2 separate regions of the Homo sapiens genome follow, and region 2 is linked to region 1. A link is an interaction called in ENCODE POLR2A ChIA-PET data of the cell type or tissue named here. Cell type or tissue: Panc1. All regions are shown on one strand. Links, peaks and the distances in the headings refer to the core of each region. The heading gives the core; the rest is flanking DNA.

What was found. ChIA-PET counts read pairs that join two places held together with the same protein. Peaks named below come from ENCODE experiments on the same cell type or tissue, not always from the same donor. Only the 100,000 strongest peaks of a DNase experiment are listed, where the experiment ranks them.
Region 2: POLR2A ChIA-PET joins it to region 1 with 11 read pairs; 4 of 35 experiments call an interaction of 5 or more read pairs at or near these places.

Annotation. Positions count from the first base shown.
Region 1 is chr4:184,026,280-184,036,563 of GRCh38, forward strand. It overlaps LOC107986330 (a long non-coding RNA gene), which reads left to right and starts at 4,684. Exons shown (of 3, transcript XR_002959824.2): 1 at 4,684-5,587. In Panc1, for the core only: no CTCF peak of the experiment used is centred there; no DNase peak of the experiment used is centred there; H3K4me3 peaks cover 830 bases.
Region 2 is chr4:183,885,576-183,895,859 of GRCh38, forward strand. It overlaps a transcript of STOX2 not described here. Among named protein-coding and RNA genes, the nearest start is that of STOX2, 15 kb to the right of the region's middle. In Panc1, for the core only: no CTCF peak of the experiment used is centred there; a DNase peak (open chromatin) is centred at 3,163.

The DNA.
Region 1 (10,284 bases), core at 688-8,687:
CATAATAGAAGGTATCTTTTACAATTGACTCTTGCTCTAGCCAACTGGTGGAAGGGCCAGCACTTTAGAAAGACTTGCCTCGGGACTTCAGCAGTTAGCATTTTTGTAGAGAGTTTTTGAGAGTAAAGCACTTCCACTGCATCTTAAAAATAAACCTTTGATAACATTTTTAGATTTCTGGAATTATTACAAAGATAGTACAGAGAGTTCTTGGATACCCTATATCCAATTTCCCTTGTTATTATCATTTCACATTAATACAGTTCCTTAGTTACAATTAATGAACCAATATTATTACATTATTGTTAAGTAAAGTTCACCTTTTATTCAAATTTTCTGTTTGTCCCCACTGTCATTTTTTGTTGCTCTTGTCCCAGGAGCCCAACCAGGATACCATACTATAATCAGTTGTCCTGCCTCCTTGGTCTGTGACAATTTCTTAAACTCTGTTTATATTTGATGTCCTTGACAGTTTTGAGGAGTATGTGTCTGGTATTTTGTACAATGTCCCCAGTTTGAGTATGACTTATACTTTTGTCATGAGTAGGCCAGAGTTATGTGTTTTGGAGAGGAGGACCACAGAGATAAAGCTCCATTCTCATCATATCAAGAGTCCATCCTATTCATTATGACCTATTACCACTATTGATGTTAACCTTGATCATCTGGCTGGAGGTAGTGGTTGTCAGGTTTCTTCACCGTGAAGTTACTCTTTTTTCCTCTCTTTCCATACTGTTCCCTTTGGAAGAAAGTCACCATGTGCAGCTTAAGGAGTGGAGAGTTAAGCTCTGCTTCCTTAAGGGCAGAGTATCTAAATAAATAAGTTGTAATTCTTCTGTACAGAAGATTTGTCTCTTCTGTGCCACTTATTTATTTATTCAATCATTCTTAGCAGTATAGATTCAGATATTTATGTTATACTTTGGGTGAGAGTCTATTACCACTTTATTTTATTGCTCAAACTTTTCCAGATTTTGCACTGAGAGCTCCTTAAGTTGGCTCTTGTACCTCTTTGATGTACCCCAGCACTGTGGTTTGTTCACATGTTTTTGAGCACCTTCTTAACTCTCTGGCACTATAAGAAGCTGTAGGCTCATTTTGTATATTTCCTGTCCCAGTCTTGGAATGAGTCGTTTCTCTAAAGAACGCTCGTGTCTTTTATTGGAGAATGGTATTAGAAACCACCATCTGGGTGCTGGCTTTGTGCATTACTACTGGGGAGACATTACTTCTAGGTCTTCTCAGCTGACAGAGCAAGGAGGTATATGTGTGTATGCTAACCTGTCCACATACACGTATCAATAGATATTGCTAAATGTAACCACCTGTACTTCTATTAAGCTAAGTGTCATGCTGATGTCTCCAACTCTAATGCATTATGACATGGATCATTCTAGCCTCTTTTCTTGCTCATCTGTAACTTCCCACTCCCACAGTGAGAAACCCGGCTCTCATCACCTGCCATCCCTTTACTGGACTGCTCAATTGCAGTATACACGATAGTAGGTCATCCATTGCATTTTCTAAAACTGATTTGATAAATATGGAAATAGGGAAACAAATGAAAGTGTTTCTCAACTTATTCTAGTATGCGGCTTACTTCCTGTGACAGTGCAGTGAAGATTATAAACTTGTTAGTGAGCTTATTTGGTCCTAGAAGGATTGTTCTGAAGAATGTGAGGTTCAGAGGGAGGAGGGGCACTATTAATTTTATTTAAGATGTGTACTTCCTTATGCTGCACTGTTAGAACTTGGAAAGAAGCGACGTTGACTTAGCAGTACAGACTAAATGTCTGGTGAACCGCTACTTCCTTCTCCCCACTTCTAATCTCTGAATATTGACCTAAATTTTTACCATATTTCAAGGTCCAGATCAAATGCTGTCTCTTTCACAAGGCCTTCTCTGAGTGCCCTTCTCCACTTCCATGCCCTGAGAAGATGGCTTCTTTTCCTCTCTTATAGTACAGCATTCATCATTTCCAATCCTGTGTTCTCATGTTTTGCCTTAAAGACAGACCCTGCCCAAGACCATCCCCTCAGCTAGACAGTTTATACCACTTTAATATTATTCCCTTGATTTCCTGGCTGGGGGAGCCTCTGCTTGTCATTGTTTCTAGGTGGCCCTTATGAGCTTTGAAATCTTCAGCAAGAAATGGGCTGGGTGTGGTGGCTTCAAGCAGGGTTTGAAAAACGCTGCGTGCTGTGGTCAGGGCTCCTTCTCACTAAGAAACCTCTCAGGAATGTGCTCCCAGCTACTGCATCCTTTTTGCTTCCATGCGTCTACCTTATCACCAAAAAACCTCAACACAAACCGAAACCAAAGAACACCGGGAACAGGAACTGAGCTTTGGCTTTTGAGATGTCGAGAAGTTGTTATAAGATGAGAAGCTGAGCGGGAGGCTTCCAGCCCTTCCTGTTGCAAGCACCTGTGCTGCAGAAGCCTGGCCCTTTGCTCTTGGGTTGTGACGGAGCCGCTGTGTTTCTCCACAGCACCCTTCAGTCTGTGTGTGCAGCACCAAGTCGGGGGGAAGTTAGAAGAGGTGGGAAGAGCCACCGAGCAGGCAGCTCAGGAGAAGCCAAACCTTGCACAGTGGAACGGAACGGGCAGTCCATTTGTGGGGAAAACACGAGACGGAGGTCCAGTGCTCTGTGGTGCGGCAGGCAAGGGGGAGGCTCTTCCCCAAAGTGGTTGGAGTGTGTATGGCCACGGTCACAGTGTGTTTCCTTTTAACCGTATCTTAAATCTGAAGGCAGCTGACGATTGTTTATGCAAACTTTCCATAAAAGTGTAACAAAAAATTTATTTTCTCCGTCCTGATTTAAGTTTTCTCCCCACTCCATCCCCCATCTCAGCCACATGGTTTCCTTGGGGCTGCTTGTCATTTTTTTCCCCCACCTCCTGCTCCTTCTCTTTGCATCTGTGGGATTTTGCTTGCAGCTAATTTTTCATTTTAATGTTCTCATTTCTCTCCCCCTGTCCCGCACACTTTGAGAACAAGTCCATGAATTTGATTTCTTGATAACTTTTTCATATCTTCCCAGAGCAGTTTCCCCAACTGTTACTAACTCATTTTGTAGTCATAATGTGGCTGTTTGTAAAGCCTCACTAGGGAGGTCTGCTATAATATATACCAACACACTGCTTGCTCTTACTTCCAAATATTCAAGCTGGTTTTAAAAAAAAAAAAAGCCGGAATCTCTGCTCGTCTTTTTCTGGTTGTCTGATGTAATACCAGAAATCTCCTAAGCCTCTGGTTTACCTGAGGTGTTTGGAGTTGGTGTATTTGAGGGGAATTGCTAAAATGAAGTTGTTTCTTGTGGCACCAAGGTTCAGACAACTAGGGCTGGGTTGCAGCCCAAGGTGAACTGAATGACTATAAAGTCAAGTTCCCACTGGGAGATGTAACCTTACAGGTAAATTGAACAGGGGCTTCCAAATCCACACTTCTTGAAAGCCTTGCCTCTATGAAAATACTCATCTTAATTTTAGTTGTCTGTATGTCCCAATTTTTCTACAGTAAGCACATATTATTCTAAACTCAGAAAACTGTGTATGGACAACTAAAATGTTTAAGAATACAATAAACAGAAGGGGCTGGGGTGTGGTGGCTCGCGCCTGTAATCCCAGTATTTTGGGAGGCTGAGGCGGGCGGATCACTTGAGGTCAGGAGTTTGAGACCAACCTGTCCAACATGGTAAAACCCTGTCTCCACTAAAAATACAAAAATTAGCCAGGCGTGGTGGCACATGCCTGTAATCCCAGCTACTTGGGAGGCTGAGGCAGGAGAATCACTTTAACCCAGGAGACGGAGGTTGCAGTGAACCAAGATCGCGCTACTGCACTCCAGTCTGTGCAACAGAGCAAGAATCCGTCTTTTTTTTTTTTTTTTTAAAAAGACAATAAACAGAAGGTCACAAGTTGTGACTCCCATGTCTTCCCTCTTTCGACACTCTTGAGCTCAGCTGTCTTCTGGTTGGCGAGTGCTTCCTTTCTCCGCAGCGTCTTCTGGCCACTTCACTCTGACTGAGGCTGAATTTTGAAGCTTACAGATTTCTCGTGAGTATAAAAAGCCTTATTAATTTTTTCGAGCTGTAAATCAATGTACCTCCTGCTAGCCAGAGAAAAAATATTGTTCTCGTCTCAATAAAGTGCAATCCAGAATTTCTTTTTTATTTTTTAATTTTTTTTTTAATTTTTAATTTTTATTTTTTTGAGACAGAGTCTTGCTCTGTCGCCCAGGCTGGAGTGCAGTGGCACAATCCTGGCTCTCTGCAACCTCCATCTCCTGAGTTCAAGTGATTCTCCTGCCTCAGGCTCCCGAGTAGCTGGGATTACAGGCATGCACCACCATGCCCGGCTAATTTTGTATTTTTAATAGAGATGTTGGTCAGGCTGGTCTCAAACTCCCGATCTCAGGTGATCTGCCTGCCTCAGCCTCCCAAAGTGCTGGGATTACAGGTGTGAGCCACTGCGCCCAGCCCAGAATTTCATACTATGAAGTAGGATTAAGAGGGGAAAACTCTCAGGAGTAAAGATTAAGTGTCATTTCTTCCTTGGGGCACAGAGTAAAAGCCATCATGTAGCAAAGACAAATGAATTATTTGTAGCCGGTGTAAGCTGGTGCTTGATTTTTTTTTTTTTTTTTTCAATAGAGATAAGGTCTTGCTCTGCTGCCCAGGCTGGGCTGGAACTCCTGGGCTGAAGCAATCCTCCTGACTTGACCTGCCAAGTAGCTGAGACTACAGGCATGTGCCACTGTGCCTGGCTTATTCTTCTTAGTCCTTACTTGAGTATTTAGACATTCTTCCCAAATGCTTTGTCACAACTAACTCATTTCCCCTCAAAATCCAAGTGAGAATCTTCAGACACTTCCTATAGGCCCAGATATCTAGGGCTTGTCAATTAATGTTGTAATTAATTAATTTTTATCATAATTTGTAAAAAAAATGCATCTAAATCACAGACTTAAAAAATGTCACCCCCAAAAGGTAGTTCATTTTGGGGAATGCTTTTTTAAAAATGTGGGGTCTCCTTGTTATAAACTAGGTTTTTGCAAAGGTATATGAAAAAGTGAGGTTTGAATTTGATAGTGCCTTGAATACTGCTCTTCCAGATTGAGAAATTAATAATACACTGTTTGAGGAAGGAACCCACATCAATAGAAAGAGGACATACAAGTGCACCTGCATGTATTCTGATGTTTGGATATGAATGTTGATATAGTGGATAGTTTACCCAGCAAGTATTCAGTGCTTTCCTCCTTGCTTCTGAGCATCCCTGAAGTTCTAGGGACACAAAGTAAAAGACATGATCGTTGCCTTCTAGGGGATTCAGAAGGGAAGGTCACCCCCGCACATGGAAGAGCAGTGATGCGCCCATACTGCAACGTGCTCGGGATACTGCGGGAAAGGGTTCCAGAACCATTCCGCCTACTCACCAGCTCTAGGATTTGGCAGCCAACACCCTCCTCTGACCTCCGAGGCTCGGCGTTATTGACTAACCCTAACAGGGATGGATCCCGCCTTCCCTGCCTCACAGTGACTTCTGTGAGGGTTAAACGAGAGCCATGAAAACCATGCATGTCAGGTAAGGTGCAAAACCACCATTGTGCGGTTGTGCAGGTTCGGGGGAGACAGAGCTCACTTTGCGATATTTTATTACTGGAGTCTAAGCTGGACCTCTAAAGCAGGGTGGGATATTGGTAAGGACAAAGGGGTTTGGAGAGTGTTCCGAGCATGGATGACAAGGGCTTAAACTCAGGAGCAACAAAGATAACAGTTGCAAGACAGAGGACATAGGATGGACCTTCCTCTCAAAGCAATGCGTAGCGTCATAAATGCTCTACGTGTATACGAGGGGGAAACGGGTGAACATCACAAATATCATTTTCCCAACACAGTTTTGCTATAGAACATGAAAGGTGAGCACTGGAATGTGACGTGGTAGAGGTTTGTCACATGTTATTGCCTCATGCCTTGTCTGCAAATGGAGCCACTACCCCCACCCCCAGCTTTCAATGACTAATTCCTACTTCAATAGGAGCCCTCTGTCTTGGCTCATTCCCCTCCAGTCTTTTCTCTCTCTCTCTCTTTCCTTCTCTCTCTCTCTCTTTCCTTCCTTCCTTTCTCTCTCTCTTTCTCTCTCTCTCTCCTTCTCTCCTTCTCTCTTTCTTTCTTTCCCCACTCCCTCCCTCCCTCCCTCCCTTCCTTCTTCATTCTTTTTTCTTTCTTTCTTTTTATAGAGGTAGAGTCTCACTCTGTTGCCCAGGCAGGAATGCACCAGCATGATCACAGCTCACTGCAGCCTCAAACCCCTGGGCTGTGGCCATCCTCCCGCCTCAGCCTTCTGGCCCCTTCAGTCATTTTAGCACTCTCGTGTTCTTTGCTTTCCCCCGTGGACATGTTGTGTGTCCCCAGCTGGATTTCAGAGTCCCCGAAGTCAGGAATGCCTCTCAGTCCTGTGACCTCACAGAGCCTGCAGTGGCTGGCTCTGGTGGGTATCGCTGGTCTGATGCTGACAAGCTGGCTTTCCCTCTTATGTTTACTTGGCCCTAACCCTGACAGCCACCCACTTGCAGTTCTTTTGGTGAGTTTCAAAGTGTCCTTCACAAAGTAATGTGCCCGCACTTGGCTAGAGAAAAGGCCAAATGTATTTTAAGGCTTCTGCAATACCTGTAGTTTTGGGTCCAGCCACTCTACCACAGTCGTGAGTGTAAAGATGACATGATCTTACTATGTTTTATGTGTGTTTTGGCATGATTAAATAGCAGCATTAGAACATGAACCTCAAAAATCACACCTTTCTGATGTTTCTCTTACTTTTTTTGGCTCTCCCTTCTAAGGCCCTGTGCCCACCCCTTGAATGATCAATGTCCCTTAAGGATTTTTGGGCCCCTTTTCTTCTTGTTCCTGGGCCTCTACTTGAATTTTCTTTCTGTCTTTTTTTTTTTTTTTCCTTTCTGTGAGGAACGGGGTCTCGCTATATTCCCCAGGCAGGTCTGGAACTCCTGGGCTCAAGCTATCCTCCCGCCTCAGCCTCCCTAAGAGCTGGGATTACAGGCGTAAGCCACCGCGCCCGGCACTTGAATTTTCCTGTAAAAGAATTCAGTATCTTAATCTTCAGCCCACACTTCCTCCCTGAGTTCCAGACTGGACATCTCTGTTTCTTCACAGCCAGTATTTCCAGCGAAACTTGCATCTTTCCCATCAGAACTTGGTCTTCCTTTCTGTGTCCCCAGCCTCGCCAAAGATCTCATTGGCTACCCACTTGCTAAAGCCACCAACTCAGGAGCGCCCCTCGGCCCCTTCCTCACTCCCTCGCATCCCACATGGAATCCATCACCAGGTGGTCTTCGTTTATCTCCTAAGAGTCTCCTGAGTCAGCCCACTTATCTCCAGCTCCACCACCACCACTGTGCTAGTTCAGCTCACCCTTACGTCTCGCCTAATTATTTCAGTGGCCTCTTCCTTGATGTCCTGCCTCATTTTCACCACACTGTCACTGGAGGCATCTTTCTAACATACAAGTCTAACTGTGTTACTCCCCGGCTTGGATCCTTTTGGTGGCCAAAGTTAGTTCAGTTAGATCCAAGTCTTCACTAAGGCTTGTCAAACCCCCCACCCCAAGTCCCGCCTGCTGACTCCACCCTATCCCCCAAGGCTGGCATCCCCGTGCTCCAGCCAGGCCTCTGCTCAGGCTCTTCGCTGCCTCCATCACCTCAAAGACCCTCAGCAGAACTGGAACAGCCTTTCCTGCCTTCACTGGCCCCATCATGGCGCCTGTTCACTACTCAATCTTTAGGTTTCATGGACCTGGGCTGCAAGATATTTGTCTGAGCTTGAAGACCCTGGAGAAGAGGCTCTTGTATGGCTCCCTTGGCCCCTACAGCTCAGAGCTGGGGATTTCCTGTCATGCCTGGGTCTTTGGGGTGAGACTTTTAGGTGAAGATGTGTGCAGGGGGGCATGTCCAGAGCAATAGTTCTCATCAGTGCATGGCGTGGGGGCGTGAATCAGTCACTGGAGAAATATTTCCAAAGTATGCATGGTTGGCCTCCAAGGAGACCCTCATCCTCTCAAGATTCCGATTCGGGAAATCCACAGTGGGGCCCAGGTGTGCATATTTTAACAAAGTTCCCTAAGATTGAGTCTGTTTTCTCTTCCCTGACCCTTTCCAAGAAAAGAAGAGGCTTAAAGCTTGGTGGTGATTTCTGAAATTGGTCTTCAGGAATCAGGGCACACTTTTCACTTTTTTTCTGCCTTCTCAGACATAATCCTAAAAAGCGAGACAGGAAGTTGTGTCACAGCCAGGCTAGGAGGTCTCAGATTGAAGACAATTCTGTAGAGACGTCCTGTACAGCAACTAACATTCTCCAAGGAGCTGAAATCTTAACAAAAAATTTTTTTCCTACAATTTCAAGTCTCCTATTTAAACTGACAACTTCATCCTTAGGTAACTGTAGTGACCATCTGGAGGTTTTAAGGTTTGTACTACATGTGAATAATATGCTGGCCCCAGCACTCCCCTCTACCAGCACAGATCCCAGGAACGGTTGCTTCTGGCTTCAGTGTCACGTTCACCCTTTGAAATGTACCTTCTCTAGGGAGAGAACACCGTAGCCAAGGGTACCCCCTTCGCAAACATGGGAAGCAGGTGAATTTATCTGGAGCCACTTTTCTATTCTCTGTCCATCAATTCTGTCTCCTGTACAGGAGAAAAACAGTAACTGTCTCCAAAAGTTCTCTTCTCTAAAGGTATATGTCTTATAAAAGAACCTTCGGTAGAAGGATGCTGGTGAACTCGGCCTTCCACATAGTTTCACAGTAGTCTGTTTGTGTGTCTTTCTGCCCTGTTAGTGTGGGGCTTTTTGAGCAGAGAGGCTGTGCCTTCGTCATCTTTGTATCTTCTGTGCTGACACAGACATAGGTGTTTGTTGAATGACTGAATGAATGAATGAATTCACGCATTCATGTATGCATGAGAGCGGCAGAAGGAATTATAGGCGTTTGGGGTAGGGTGGCCTTCAGCAAAGTCCCACAGATCCATATAGTCACCTATATGGTACCGGTATATTATTAGGGAGGCATTCTTATCAGTATTCCTAGGGAGGCATTATTATCAGTAATTTTTAAACAAAGTAATTAATATTTGAAAAATATACAAATATACAAATATGTGATAGAACATATTTGTATATTTGAAAAATAACGAGTGAAATTAAAATTTTCATAATATTAGAATTTAATACAATTAGCCCTCTGTATCTGCAGCTTCCACATTTGTGGATTCAACCATCTGTGGATTGAAAATATTGGGAATATCAATACCCACAGCAATACCAATATCAATATTAATAACAAATAACAATGCAACAATAAAAAATACAAATAAAAATCCAATCCAGTATAACAACTCTTTCCGTAGTATTTACATTGTATTATGTATTATGAGTGAACTGTTTAATAGAGGTGATTTGAAGTAGACAAGGGCCTGTGTGTGGGTTATATGCAAATACTGTGCCATTTTATATCAAGGACTTGAGCATTGAATTTTGGTATTTTCAGGGGGTCCTGGAACCATTCCCCCTAAGATGTTGAGGGGCAGCTGTACAAATTTATCCTGAAATGTCTCTAGTCTTCACTTTGAACTGCAGACACCTTGTGCCACCTTATCACTGAATTCTGTGTAGCCTGAAAGATTCCAAAACACACAGATATTCACACACGCCAACAATACAGGGGCAGTGTTAGACAAATGGGGTGAAGAATTGGGGAGCTATTCATAGGTGGAGAACAGATAAATATTTGGAACATCTGGTCTTATAAAACCATTTATTATTTTTTTGAGACAGAGTTTCGCTCTTGTTGCCCACCCTGGGGTGCAATGGCATAATCTCGGCTCACCACAACCTCCGCCTTCCAGGTTCAAGTGATTCTTCTGCCTCAGCCTCCCAAGTAGCTGGGATTACAGGCATAAGCCACCACACCTGGCTACTTTTGTATTTTTAGTAGAGACTGGGTTTATCTATGTTGGTCAGGCTGGTCTCGAAATCCTGACCTCAGGTGATCCACCTGCCTCAGCCTCCCAAAGTGCTGGGATTATAGGCATGAGCCACCGCACCCGGCCTTATTATTATTTTTATTAAAAACTATGTTTATTATAAGAAAACTGAGAATTACAAGAAAGTAGAAAACAAGCGAACAAGAATTAACCATCATTATATCAACCAAAGATGATCATTTTCAATATAATGTGTTTATTTTATATATATATATACATGTATATT
Region 2 (10,284 bases), core at 689-8,688, 140 kb before region 1:
GAGGAAGAAAGAGGAAATGCCTCAGCTTCTGGAAGCTAAACAAAGTGGATGTCTAGCCTGATGGATGAGTGGAGTTTCTGTATCTCCCTTCACCGATAGTCCATTCATCCAAGGTCCTGCTCCTTATATACACTGGTGTTTAATGCTCTTACTGTGGGCTTTGCAGGACCTCCTCTTTAAATTTTGTTTTTAAAAGTTCATTGATGATAATTGACCAATAGCCAAATTCCCAAAACCCGTGAAGGACCTTAGTCCCCTTTATAACAATGTTTGCGTGGAAAAATAAGAGTTCCAGTGTCAACACGCATCTCATTGCCCCATTACCTGAAACTGTTGGCCGAGGGAGGGAACCCTTTCCTGGCCCCAGCTTATGAGTCTGCAGAGATGGAGGCCCACATAACAGGGTGGACACGAGGGCTCTGAGAAGGGTCCTCCAGAGGGCGAAGGTTCAGATGGTTGCTGGATGGTGTAGGCAGATGCAAGATCAGGAGGGTGAAGGTTCCGATGGTTGCTGGATGGTGTAGGCAGATGCAAAATCAGGAGGGTGAAGGTTCAGATGGTTGTTGGATGGTATAGGCAGATGCAAGATCAGGAGGGTGAAGGTTCCGATGGTTGCTGGATGGTGTAGGCAGATGCAAGATCAGGAAGGTGAAGGTTCAGATGGTTGCTGGATGGTGTAGGCAGATGCAAGATCAGGAGGGTGAAGGTTCAGATGGTTGCTGGATGGTGTAGGCAGATGCAAGATCAGGGTCACTAGGATTGCACAACAGAAAGGGGGGGGAATGAGGAAAGGCCTCCTTGGAGACAGGCCTTGTACCTAAGAGATGATTTGACAATCGAATGTTTCTAAGCAGGGGACTACCTGGATTTTTCAGTAATACAGACTGAGAAGAAATTCTGCCTGCATGTCTGTGAGTCCATTGAGGACACTTAGGGACACAAGAGAAAGGGGAAAAAAGCTAGTGTTTGAGCAATAACCATGTGTCTGCAGCTCCTGGCACTCTGTTCCAGCACCGTCCAGGTGCAGAATGAAAGGCAGCCAGACTGGAATTAAGCAAGTAGTCCTGGAGTAAGATGCAAGTAGTAGTGGGGTAAGTAGTGTGGTAAGAAAAAGACCAGGTCTTTTTCTTCTAAGCATCTTTCTCTGCAATACCACTTTTCTTTTTGAACAGCCATTCCCCAAGCACAGACGTCTCATTAGTTGAACACAGAGCAAGCAGTCCTTAAAAACAACCCCACTCTGCCATCTTTTTTCTCATCCTCCCTCCCACAGATGTGCATTCAATACCTTCTACACACGAAGAATAATGCCAGATTCTTGAAGGCTATGTTCCTATCCATCTTGAGATTCTTTTTCATGGTGGATCAACTCAGTGCTACTGCATAAAGTTATGTACTTCTGGCTGGGCACGGTGGCTCATGCCTGTAATCCCAGAACTTTGGGAGGCTGAAGCAGGAGGTTTACCTGAGGTCAGGAGTTCAAGACCAACCTGGCCAAAATGGTGAAACCCTGTCTCTCCTAAAAATGCAAAAAAAAAATTAGTCTGGCGTAGTGGTGCATGCCTGTAGTCCCAGCTACTCGGGAGGCTGAGGCAGGAGAATCGCTTGAACCCGGGAGATGGAGGTTGCAGTGAGCCAAGACTGTGCCATTGCACTCCAGCCTGGGCAACAAGAATGAGACTCCGCCTGAAAGAAAAAAAAAAAGTTATGTACTTCTTCCCTGTACAGGGACGTCATAGCTAAGAGGACAACCATTTGTCAGAGACACCATCAATTTAGGCCGTTATAAATTTAGTGATTTAGTATTTGGAGAGATTATAGTATTTGGAGAGATGGATTAATGTTTCCTTAGAAAGGAAACTCTTTATTCCCTCTAACTGTCCAAAAGGTACTGTGTGAGCTACTGGAGGCCTTTCCCCTTTAGGATCAGACATATCCCTACTAATGAAGGACACTTACACATCATTAGCAGACTCCCTGCTGAGCGCCCTGCATGCACGCTCTTATTTACTCTTCACACAACATTAGGAGAGAGCTCTGTTTCCCATTTTGCCTTGGAGGGAATAAAGCCTTAGCAGAGATTTTGGACTTCGCTCAAGGTTATACCTCTAATAAGTGCAAGATCCAGGACTTACATCCATGCTCCAAAGCTGATGCTGTTAAAAAATTTATTATTTTGTTTTATTTTGAGACAGTCTTGCTTTGTTGCCCAGGTTGGAGTGCAGTGGTGCAATCATACCTCACTGTAGCCTTGAGCTCGTAGGCTCAAGCTATCCTTATGCTTCAGCCTCCTGAGTAGCTGGGACTATAAGTGTATACCACCATGCCCGGCTAATTTTGTTTGTTTGTTTGTTTTTGGTAGAGACAGGGTATCAACTTTATTGCCTAGGTTGGTCTCGAGCTCTTAGCTTCAAGTGATCCTCCTGCCTTGGCCTCCCAAAGTGTTGGGATTACAGGTGTGAGCCACTGCGCCTGGCCCTGGTGCTCTTTTTTAATACTGTAGAATGCTAGGCAAATATCTTAGGGCCATGTGTATCTTTCTACCCTACCGGGAGGAAAATATGGTGTTGGAGACCTTCAATTGTCTTTCATTCCCCTGAGACAGCTTCATGTTTCAATGGATGAAGATTCAAAGCTCTGAGCAAGAACCCCTCCTTAGACCCTTCCCCTAAGCATTACTAATAGTAGCTAACATTTATAATGCTCTCTACCAGGCATTGTTCTAAGCAGTTCACATGGATTCACTTATTCAAGCTTCACAGCAGCCTTGAGAATTCTATTATTTTCCCCGTTTTACAGCCGGGGAAACTGAGGCCCAGGGATGCTCACACAGCTAGTCAGTGGCTAGCGCACTTTACCTAGGCAGGCTGGCTCTGCATTCTGTACTCTGTACCTCTCTGGCATGCCACTTGGGTCCCAGGTACCATGAGCCCATGTCCTGTTTCCTCCCGACCTTGAAGGAGCTGGAGGAGGAGGCCTTTGCAAGTGAGGGCTCGAGGCTGGTACTGAGGCAGCACCGCCTAATTGGGACCTGGATTAATTCTCTTGCCTGCTCCTTGCCAATCCCGTGGTTACTTCTTATTCTGACTTGCTTATTTCTGGGCCCTGGGGCTTGGCAAAGCAGAAGCCAGAGGTTTGCAGAGTCTGCACAGGAATGAGACAGACTCTTGCTCCTGTTAATGAGCATTAAACATCTCAAGTGCTACCTTTTCCCCACGCCTTTCCTCCACTTCATTCTTTTGGATGGTGCTCAAACCCGCAATTATGCTGACTTACTGCTTGTTCCTGGGGCTGATTTGGCTCTGTGCTGGGGAAGGGGGCAAATGCTGCCTTTCTTTGGAGCACAGAAAACAAGTTGGCTTCTTCCTCTGTCAGGAAAACACAGTTACCCAAAAGGGAAGGTTTGCTTTGATGAACTGCCAAAGATGTTCTCGATGCGTTATTGGACCGTCTTTTGCTTGGTTTATTTTTTTTCCTTAATGAATTTGGCTTTGGTTTATCAGTCCAAGGGAGTTAAAGGATCGTCCTCAACGACACTGATCGGGGTTGAACTGCATCCCTCACAGATTCATATGTTGAAGTCCTAACCACCTATAGCTCCAAATAGGACCTTATTTGGAAATAGGGTAGTTGGCGATATCATTAGTTAAGAGGAGGTTGTACTGGAGTAGGGTGGGCCCTCATCCAGCATGACTGGTGTCCTTATAAAAAGGGGAAACTGGGACACAGGCACACAGGGAGAATGCACAGACAGGGACGGTAATGCAGGAACCAAGGAATGCCAGAGGTCACCAGCGTGCCCCAGAGGCCAGGGGCAGGGCATGGGGCAGGCTCTTCCTGCAGCACCCCCAGAGGAAACAGCCCTGCTCTTAACCTTGATCACAGACTTCTGGTCCCCAGAACTGTGAGACAGTTTCCGCTGTGTAAGCTGCCAGTGTGTGGTGTTTCGTTACAGCAGCCCTTGCAAACCTGTACAATCACCTTCAACAAACAGACAGTCAAAACAAAAGCATGAAGTTAGCAAAGTTTGATGGACCTGAGCCTCCGTGAAGGAGGCCTTCCCTTCTTCTGCAGCAACTTCGAGTCAGAGGGCCCAGCCCTGAAAGGGCCTGGCCGGGGACTTGAATGGGGTCTGCTGGGGCACGGCAGGCCTGAGTCTGAGGCCAGGCATACCAGGCCACCTCCCCTCTTTCTACACCTGCCTCCTTTCCATATATATGTGGAGAGAGAGAGAGAATATTCAAGGATGGCTGGAAACCTTTGTTTTCTCTGTGGTAATACTTTCTGTTTTTTCTTCTTTTGATGAAAAGATGGATTTCATAATTGATTGTTAAGGGATTACTGCTGTTTAGAGGCCATACAAGAAAAAGCGAGCTACTTGCTTCTATTTCCCACAATATGGCAGACTATACAGCCTGAGAAGCTTCTAGGTTTGAAAAAAATTAATTTCCAGCTGAAATATTACATAGTATTTCTTGGCTCTTCAGTCTCATTTAAAATACAGGTCTAGCTCCATACACCTGCGCATACCATTAAGCTAGCAACTCAGACCCGAGGGAACTGGCCAGCTCATACTGAACAAGGAAACCGGTAAACTCAGGTAAACTCAACAAGGTTTGACTATTTAAAACAGCAACAGGGCCGGGCGCCTGTAATCCCAGCCCTTTGAAAGGCCGAGGTGGGCAGATCACGGGGTCAGGAGATCGGGACCATCCTGGCCAACATGGTGAAATCCCGTCTCTACTAAAAATACAAAAATTAGCTGGGTGTGGCAGCTTGCACCTGTAGTCCCAGCTACCCTGGAGGCCGAGGCGGGAGAATTGCTTGAACCCGGGAGGTGGAGGCTGCAGTGAGCCAAGGTTGCGTCACTGCACTCCAGCCTGGGCAACAGAGTGAGACTCCGTCTCAAAAAAAAAAAAAAAAACAGCAACAGAAGAAAGAGGGACAGGAAAAGGAGGGAAGGAAGGAGAGAGGGAGGAATGGAGGGAGGAAGGAAAGAAGGGAGGGAGGGATGATGGAGGGCAGAAAGGAGGCAAGCAAATAAAATACTGAGCAACTCAAACCTGTGAGCCAATGTCTGTGCACAGAGTTGAATCAGTCTAAGGTCTTTGTATTTGGGAGAATGGTGGAGATAGTGATCAATTTTAGATTTTACAAAAGTTAAGAATGCTCGGAAGGGTAATCATTGAAAGAGTAGGAAGAGAAGCAGAGATGGAATTAGAGAAAAAGAGAGAGCTTGTTATTCAATAAGGCTGGTTGCGGTGGCTCATGCCTGTAATCCCAGCATTTTGGGAGGCTGAGGCGGGAGGATCGCTGAAGGCCAGGAGTTTGAGATCAGCCTGGGTAACACAGGGAGACCCCATCTCTACAAAAAAATTTTAAAAAATAGGTGGGCATGGTGGTGCACACCTGTAGTCCTAGCTACTTGGGAGCCTGAGGTGGGAAGATTGCTTGAGCCCAGGTAGTCAAGGCTGCAGTGAGCCATGAGCCCACCACTGCACCCCAGCCTGGGCAACAGAGCAAGACCCTGTCTCTGACAATAAAAAATAATAATCCAATGTGGCACAACTTTTTGAGCTGTCTAGGGGTTAACCACCTGTCAGAATTTGTCTGTGTGCTCACAGTTTGCAATTGCAAAAATATGGAACCAGCCCAAATGCCCATTAATTAATGAGTGGATAAAGAAACTGGTGTGTGTGTGTATGTGTGTATATGATGGAATATATATATATATCTATGATGGAATATATATATCTATGATGGAATATATATATGATGGAATTTATATATATATATATATATATATATATATATATATATATATATATATATGATGGAATACTACTCATCCATAAAAAGGAATGAATTAATGGCATTTGCAGCAACCTGGTTAAGATTGGAGACTATTATTCTAAGTGAAGTAACTCAGGAATGGAAAACCAAATGTTGTATGTTCTTGCTTATAAATAGGAGCTAAGCCAGGAGGATGTAAAGGTATAAGAATGATACACTGGACTTTGGGGACTTGGGAGGAAAGGGTGGGAGGGGGTGAGGGATAAAAGGCCAAAAATTGGGGTCAGTGTATACTGCTCAGGTGACAGATGCACCAAAATCTCACAAATCACCACTAAAAAACTTACTTATGTCGCCACACACCACCTGTTCCTGAAAACCCTATGGAAGAACAGAAGTATTCATCATTTTTAAAAAAATCAATAAATAAAATGAAAATTTAAAAAAAAGGAATTTGTCTGTGTGCTCAGCCCTGAACCAGGTATAGTGTATTAGTTTAGAAATAGCTAATATTTACTGAGCATTAATGAATCGCCAGGCACTAGTCTCAGGTCTTTGAAGAGATGGTTGCTTTTGTTTTCCCCATGTTCCGGAGGAAGAACTGAGAAGAGCGTCAATAGGACAGGCCGGCGGTCTCCACAATGGGAGTAGAGGTGCTGGGATTCACACACTGTCCGGGATATTCCAGAGCGTTCATGTTTAACCCCTGAGCTATACTGTTTTAGTAAAACCCTTGTTTTGTCTTAGCAAATCCTTGTCTTAGCAAAATTCTGAAAAGGTGGTCAAGAGAACTGTGTCCCTCCGAGATGGCTCCGGGCCGCCCTCCCCTCGTCTCCTATGCTGCGCCTGTGAGCCACCTCGGGAAACCCTGAGGCTGCACACAACACCGTATGGAGCCTTGCCCTGCTTCCATAGGTGTAATTTTTTTGAGACGGAGTCTCGCTCTGTCGCCCAGGCTGGAGTGCAGTGGCGCGATCTCGGCTCACTGCAAGCTCCGCCTCCCGGGTTCACGCCATTCTCCTGCCTCAGCCTCCCGAGTAGCTGGGACTATGGGCGCCCGCCACCACGCCCGGCTAATTTTTTTTGTATTTTTAGTAGAGACGGGGTTTCACCGTATTAGCCAGGATGGTCTCGATCTCCTGACCTTGTCATCCGCCCGCCTCGGCTTCCCAAAGTGCTGGGATTACAGGCGTGAGCCACCGCGCCCGGCCCATTCACACTCTTCTTGCATGCACGCTGACAAGGGCATCAAAGCACTTTCTGTTGAACTGCGTATCGTAGTTGCCGAGGTTGTGGCGGTGTGGGACAACAGTCTGCAGTGACATGGAAAAGCAAACTGGACACTCTTCTCATAATCGATACATACTTAAGATATACTTAACCTCTCCTCCGAGGCAGTTTTTTTTCACTTGTTCCAGAGTCTGAGTTTAGGATATCACACGAGCAACTGTTACCTACCAATTAGTAGGTAACAGTTAGCATGTAGGTTGTGACTCCATGAAGACCTTGCTTTGTCCAACCAAACATGGATGGATTCCCTTACACCTAAAACTTAAGTAATTTAGCTTTAAAAATGTATCATGGCTCTGGAAAAGTCTGTAGGAGGCTTGTCTCCAGGGACATGGTGATGTGTAAGCACAGAGTATCTAGGGCCAGAAAGCCACATCAGATATCCTTCGGAAACCAGTCTCTGAGATTTTGGAACAAAATGTGTCCCACCGTATCTCTGGGTCCAACTTTCTTTTTTTTTTTTTCCCCTCTCCCTCACTGTCTTTAATTTATTGCCTTCTGGTTCTTTCTCACGGTTTCTAATTCTGCTCAGGCCTTATCCCATTTCTAGGATATTTTCCGCTCGTATCTACTGAGACGCCACAGCCCCAGGTAAGCGGCAGTTCCCTGGCGGTACAGAAGTGATCACGTGGAAACCCTGCAGTAGGCTGGGACCAGTGTGGACTGTTAGCCGACCTAACAGCCTCGTCTATGGTCTGAAACATGCTCCACATGAAGTGCTGGCACTTGCCCCTTCCCTTTGCGGCCAGCATCTTAGCTTGGTGGACTGGACGAAGCCGGTGGTCTCTTCAGAGACCTGTGGGAGGAAAAGTCTGGGTGATGCAAGTGATGCTGGACTTCATGTTTTTGTTACTGGAAACATTTGCAACAGATCTTGAGTCTTCACCCTTCTAGTCGGGGTGAGAGAAGAGCGGATGGAGATACTCTTATTTTACACTATTATTTTACATATAAAATACACTATTATTTTACATATAAAAGTGTATATTTCACATATAAAATACACTATTATTTTACATATAAAACTGTCTGATCCTGCAGGTGATTTTTCCTGTCTCCCCACTTAGATTTATTTGTTCCTCTTATAAAGCAAAACTGTAACTTAAAAAAAAACAAAAAACTAGCCTCCTTTCCCTGAAAAGTAGAGTGACCTTGTGTCCCCATTTGTCCAGGAGGGTACTAGTCTAAGCATTTTGTTCTAGTGTAATTAGTAGCATCCTTCTTACTTTAAAAAACATCCTAGTTGGCTCTGGGAGGCCAAGTCAGGTGGATCCCTTGAGCCCAGGAATTTGAGACCAGCTCGGGCAACATGGTGAAACCCCACCTCTGCTAAAAATACAAAAATTAGCCAGGCACGCTGGCGTGCACCTGTATTCCCAGCTACTTAGGAGGCTGAGGCACGAGGATCACTTGAGCCCAGAGGTCAATGCTGCAGTGAGCGGTGATCATGCCACTGCACTGCAGCCTGGGCAACACAGTGAGATTCTGTCTCCAAAAAATAAAAAAAATTAAAAATATTAAAAATATCCTAATTGAATAATAACTGACATGGTAACTCTAATGGAAGCTACTGCGAACTACAGTTATATTATAGCTAATCCTCTGTGCTTGAAACAGCACCTTTAACATATGGTATGAAAAATAATAGAAAGATTTAAGATTATTACCCATAAGCCTAGCTACTTAAACTGCTAAATATTGAAACAAAATTTTAAAAAATGTTTCAGATGAACTCAGCAGAAATTATTAAATAATAGCATCTCTGTATTTTTATTCTATATTAGCATTAGAAATGTTATTAGTAATTATTAAATGATATCACATAAAAGTCCTGTAATTTGCTGGAGTTAAAAAGTTATTCTTAATAGTGTCTGGGATTTAAATATATGGGACCTTTTTTTTTTTAACAGTTATTGAAATTTGATAAAGCAGGAAACTATTTGAGCTTTGCTTCCCTTTTTGATATATGATTTTAATTGTTCCTGTATAACATTCCCTTAAATTACAGGAAGCCACATGTTGGAAAAAGGATCCATCCTTTAAACTCCATCTGTGTTATAGTGTGGTTTTTCATTGGCTTGGGAAGCAGCTCTGTGGTGACCTGCAAACAGAATTGAGAAAAGAAAACTTTCAAGACTGATTAGTGTGAAGGAGGTTTGTGGATTTAACTCTCTCGGTCTCTTGCACCATCTGTATAAACGAGCTGCGGGGAAGTCATTTGAGTCATCTGAATACATTTGTACTCTATTTTGCATTCGTGTATATTCATAAAAACTAATAAGACATCCTAAAAATTGGGGGCTATTCTAGCAATGCAAAGATTTATATGGACTTTGTTTGGATGACACAAACAACAATAAGAAAACACTAAATCCAGTAACTGCTCGCACCAGGCATTACGGAGGCAATGGAGTGAGGCAGGAGAGTACAATCGCGGACTAGGATGTCAAGAATGGAATGCTGGTTCCTCAAGCTCTGTGGGCAAATCGTGGACTGTCTCTGAGCCTTAGTTTTTCATCCTTTCTTATGATAGCAACCCCTGCCTTGCCTGCCTTATGCATAAGGCTCAATAAATTGTCAAGTCCTATATGAACATAAGGCATTATTTGTTTTTCCTTAGATAGAATTCTTATCTATAAATGGATATGAGGGACATGAAGTAGATACAATATTTGTTCCTTTATGATCTGAAGTCCACGGCCATTTGATGCCCCTCTGCTGGGAACCATAGCACTGAAGAGGGCCTAAAATGAGCACATTGTGGCACACTTTATTGAGGGCCTATTTTTTGAAAGGCACTAGGCATAAAATGATTATAAAGTGAAATCTCCCCTGGCCACCCCATTTTACATTGCTAACGCTCAGTCTCAATCTTCGTCTTCTGCCTTATTTTCTTCCATTCATCACTATTTTATATTCGACACAGTTCACTAATTGATATGTGTACTGTTGTCTCCTGCCCTTAGGAGGCAGATTCCTTAATGACAGAAGATTTTGTTTTTGTTGCTATTTTATTGTTTTATTTTTGAATTTTGGTACCCCAGTACCTAGAACCATTATTAGCACATAGCAAGTGCTCAATAAACATTTGTTGGATGAACAAAGCAGCCATTACTCTTCAGTCGTACACCGCCAGGGAAGCAGACAGACATTTTTGTAGGGTGTTGTGTTGCATTATTAATACAATGAGGTCAGCAGGGT